2 separate regions of the Homo sapiens genome follow, and region 2 is linked to region 1. A link is a loop called in an ENCODE intact Hi-C map of the cell type or tissue named here. Cell type or tissue: PC-9. All regions are shown on one strand.

What was found. Hi-C counts contacts between places; a loop is a spot of excess contacts. Peaks named below come from ENCODE experiments on the same cell type or tissue, not always from the same donor. Only the 100,000 strongest peaks of a DNase experiment are listed, where the experiment ranks them.
Region 2: it touches region 1 in a loop (12-fold over the local background); 63 of 110 quality-filtered maps call a loop at or near these places.

What each region holds. Positions count from the first base shown.
Region 1 is chr15:83,437,299-83,439,798 of GRCh38, reverse strand. No RefSeq gene overlaps it. Among named protein-coding and RNA genes, the nearest start is that of SH3GL3, 8.8 kb to the left of the region's middle. In PC-9, CTCF peaks have their summits at 746 and 949 (motif pointing left); no DNase peak of the experiment used is centred here.
Region 2 is chr15:83,247,017-83,249,516 of GRCh38, reverse strand. No RefSeq gene overlaps it. Among named protein-coding and RNA genes, the nearest start is that of BNC1-AS1, 36 kb to the left of the region's middle. In PC-9, CTCF peaks have their summits at 743 and 943 (motif pointing left); a DNase peak (open chromatin) is centred at 926; H3K27ac peaks cover 384 bases.

The sequences.
Region 1 (2,500 bases):
TCCCAACACTTTGGGAGGCCGAGGCAGGCCACTTGAGGCCAGGAGTTCGAGACCACCCTGGCCAAATAGAGAAACGCTGTCTCTACTAAAAAATATAATTACTTGGATGAGGCCGGGCGCGGTGGCTCACGCCTGCAACCCAGCACTTTGGGAGGCCGAGGCAGGCGATTCACGAGGTCAGGAGATTGAGACCATCCTGGCTAACAAGGTGAAACCCCGTCTCTACTAAAAATACAAAAATTAGCCAGGAGTGTTGGCGAACGCCTGTAGTCCCAGCTACTTGGGAGGCTGAGGTGTGAACCCTCAGCCTTGAGGAGAATGGCGTGAACCTGGGAGGCGGAGCTTGCAGTGAGCCGAGATCGCGCCACTGCACTCCAGCCTGGGCGACAGAGCGAGACTCCGTCTCAAAAAAAAACACACACACACACAATTAGTTGGGTGTGTGGGTGTGGTGGCACTTGCCTGTAAACCTAGCTTCTTGGGAGGCTGAGGCACGAGAATCACTTGAACCCAGGGCAGAGGTTGCAGTGAGCCGAGATGGCACCACTGCACTCCAGCCTGGGTGACAGAGCGAGACTCTGTCTCAAAAAAAAAAAAAAAAAAAAAAGGATGGGGTAAAGAGCACACTGCACAACTGCTATGCATCTCAATAGTAAAGGCAAAAGGGAATTAATGCATGTCATAGTTATCTACAATGCTTGACTCTGCTTTTCCGGAACCTATCAACAAACATTCAGTTAGAATTCTGGGCCATGCTGTAATTCCAATTAGCCTTTGTTAATTACATAGGTGCCATTTTACATTTCCATATTTTACCCTGGAGGATTTATTTTTCACTTCTACTAAAGAGATGCATAAAAGTTTGTGTTGGGGATGAGGAATTAGCCGAGCGACGCAGATGGCGTTCATAAACCCCTGCTGCCACCTTGTGGTGGTGTTGAGAAGCGACAGAGGTAAGCCTTTCTGAACTGTGAGTCTATAGTGGTTAGTTTCATGTCGTTTACTTCTAACTTTTAAAAAAGCACACTAGCATCTTGAGTCTTGACACAACAGCTCATTTTAATGGTGTGGCATGCAAAAATGTTGCCACAGAAATTTTCAGTTCTTACTGGAAGAATCTCAAGAAGAGCTGTCCCATCCCTATGGCATCAGCCATATAGGTAGAAGAACACATAGAAAATGGTATCATGCTACCAGAGGAGGAATTCGGAGAAAAAGGAAGTGACCACTAGAGTCAATGGTTACAATAGCAGTCCCCGGCTGGGCGAAGTGGCTCACACCTGTAATCCCAGCACTTTGGGAGGCCAAGGCAGGAGGATCACTTGAGCCCGGGAGTTCAAGGCAGGAGTGAGCTATGATTGCACTCCAGCCTGGGCAACGGAGAGAGACTCTGTCTCTAAAAATCAACAAAAACAACAAAAAGCACACAATGCCATCATTTTCTATCTATTCCCTCTACTCACTTTATTCCCTTCCATGGCACTTTATCTACCTGATATTTTAGTATATATGTATATATATACACATACATATATATGTTTTAGATTGTCATTTATCTCCCACTACCAGAGTGAGTGAAAGCACTATTAAGCAGCACTGCCCAGTTGAACTTTCTATGATGATGGACATGTTCTCTATCTGTGCTGTCCAATATTGGCAACCACTACCCAACTGTGGCTATCAATCACTGAAAAGTTGACAATGGATGCTTTCATTTTGAATTTAATTTTAATTAATTAAAATTAAATAGCCACACGTGGCTAGTGCTACTGTGTTGGACAACGCAGCTTTAGAAGGGCAAGAGAATTAATCTGCTTTATTTACTGCAACCTCCCAATACCAGAGAATAGCTGGAGTCCTAGAGCGGCTCAAAAAACATAAATATTCAGTTAATGAATAAATAAATAACCATGAATAGAGCAGACAAGCACCTAAAATAATGTATCAGATTTAACATGAAGTTGGGGGTGATGATTAAAGAGGAGTGGTGGTAAAAGTAGGTGGTGTTAAGGGCCAAGAAAATGTGAGAGGTCATTGTCATGTTGTGCATTCAGGGGGAAGTGAGCAGTGGTCCTGCTAGTACTGACCTCCAAGGAACGGTGTGTTTTCTCTGCAGCCAGAGGTTGCACTAACAGCTGGGAATCCTGCCGTGATGGTCAGCAGCGGAGGGAGCACAGGAAATAGGGTCTTCTCGTGGGGACATCTGGCCAGGTGTCCACAGCAGCTGTCACAAAAGATAGGAAGTTCCCATCTAATGTGGCCTTGTCCCTGATCTTGTGGGAGCCCTGGCCCCTTAAGAGCACTATGAGATTGATAACAATGTCCTCACAGGTGTTGTAGGACCTAAGGAAGCGCCGTTAAATGCACGAGACGTTTAATTAGTAGCATTATTACCTATGGCTTGATCCTTTCCTGGTCACTGGTCAGGGTTACATAGAAATCTCTGGCCTTCATTGGCCATGGGAGATTGTTGCCCTAGATCCCACCGGTCTAAGCTTGC
Region 2 (2,500 bases), 190 kb after region 1:
CCCTGGTCTCTACCCACTAAATGCCATAGCACCCCCAAAATTATGACAACCAAAAATATCTCCACGCATTGTCAAATATTCCCTGATGGGAGTGGGTGACAAAATAGCCCCCAGTTGAGAATCACTGGTCTAGACTCTTCTTAAAAGGGAAAAGTCCTGCTACTCATTCTGTTCATGGGAAGAAAAGACTCAGTCCCTGACTTGGGCAGCCTCTCTCAGCCTCTCCTCCCACCTCCTCAGATGCTGGGGCATCTACAGAGGAGCTTGAGACCCCTGAGGGAAAACCCCTTTGGACCAGGATTTCCTCATCTGGGGAAATGAGAGCCTGTTCTTAGCTCCCTGGCAATCGTGGGGCTAGAAGAGAAGCATCTGACTGAGTCTCTGGACACCAGCTGTGCATTCCTGAGCAGGTAGCCCAGCCTGTCACCCCCCTTCTCACCCACAACTCTTTTTTTTTCTTTATTTGTCGGTTCACAATGCCTCCACGTTTATCTATTGAAATGTGTGGGTTGTTCCCTGTCCCTATGCTTCTATCTACTTATTGAAATGTGTGCATGTTGGTTCACAGTGTCTCAAAATCTACATATTTATTGAAATGTGTGGTTGGCTCAGTGTGCTTCAACGTCTTTTGCTCTTTCTTCTGCAAGACATGCTCTGGCTGATCATTAAAGCCAGATTAGTCAAGAAACTTTAAAAGCAGCCACAGGCAAACTGTTTAAAGAACAGAATGCCTATTGGTCACCTGATTCTTTTAAAACTACACCCTAGAAATCTGTGTGATTGGGAATTTTAATTAGTCTGAATTGCTATACTTATGTTCTTTGCAGAGAGCTAAGACTACTGAAAAAAAAAATTGTTTTTTTAAAGGAGCTTCCTAGCTTTCCAATCTGTGATGCTGGTTAGCATTTCAGATTGTTAGGAAATAGTGCCCTCTGCTGGAATTACTTGGTTATTGCAATAGGCATTGTGCGCTACTTCTGAGTCCTTTCAGACCTCCGAGATGTATTATGTTTGGAAAGTCCCCTGGTGACCCCATGTACCTCTTCCAGTTACAAGGCTAGCTGAAAAGAGGACATATTTTCTGAATGGTCTTAATCCTGCTTCCAGGAATTGAGTGCCTCAGCCTAGAACATTGGATTGGAGTAGGTTTCCCACGGGCTTCCCCCGCAACTCCCGAGATGGCATTTGCCTTCCGGGAGAAGAAGCTGAATCCAGAGCCCCTCCGGGTCACCAGCCACACCACACGCAGAGGACTGATGTGGTGGAAAGAACACGTTTGGGGACTCGAGGGTCCTGGCTTCAGCTTCCACCTCTGCACATCCCTAGCTGTGGGGCCTTAAACATCTCTAATGCTGGAGCCCTCATTTCCCCATCTGTAAAATTGCCGTTTCAGACTGTACTTTGAGGGGTTCTAGGGAACCTCACAGGTGCCTCACAGGCCGTTCTGGAGGGAGAGCTAAAGAGGAGATAAGAAGTAGCTTGGACAGCTCCCAAGCACCACACGAGCTCCTTCCACTTCCATCTGGTTTCATGTACATTTAATATTTTGTTCTATGTTCTGCGGCTAAAAAAGACTTTCCTCTTGAAAACCATGCAGTAGGTGACCTCTAGAATTCTTCCAGCACTTTCTCTGATTCCTACCATGAGTGTTTCTGTGAGGAGGTGTGTCTGTGTGTTGTTGCTCTAACCTGCACCACCCTGCCCTGCTTTTTGAGCCAAGTTAAGGAGAATGGTAAGGGCTGAGGGTGTTCTCTGTCTTCTTCCTGAAGAGCATCCAGCCCAAAGTAAATGTTCAGTATGTGTGATAAAAATGGCTCCTTCAAATTTACAGCCCTAAATGCCCACATCAAAAAGTTAGAAAAATCTCAAATTAACAACCTGACATCACAACTGAAGGAACTAGAGAAGCAAGAGCAAACCAACCTCAGAGCTAGCAGAAGACAAGAAATAACCAAAATCAGAGCTGAACTGAAGGAGATTGAGACATGAAAAACCATTCAAAAGATCAACGAATCCAGGAGCTGGTTTTTTGAAAAAATTAATACGGTAGACTGCTAGCTAGACTAAGAAAGAAGAACCAAATAAACTTTGTCATTTACAGAAATACAAATAACCGTCAGAGACTACTATGAACACCTCAATGCAAACAAACTAGGAAAATCTAGAAGTAATGAAGAAATTCCTGGACATATACACCCTCCATAGCTGAACCAGGAAGAAATTGAATCCCTGAATAGACCAATAACAAGCTCCAAAATTGAATCAGTAATAGGTAGCCTGCCAACCAAAAAAACCCCAAGGCTAGACAGATTCACAGCTGAATTTTACCAGATGTACAAAAAAGAGCTGGTACCATTCCTGCTGAAACTATTCCAAAAAATTGAGGAGGAGGGACTCCTCCCTAACTCATTCTGTGACACCAGAATCATCCTGATACCCAAACCTTGTAGACACAACAAAAAAGAAAACTTCAGGCCAATATCCTTGATGAACATTGATG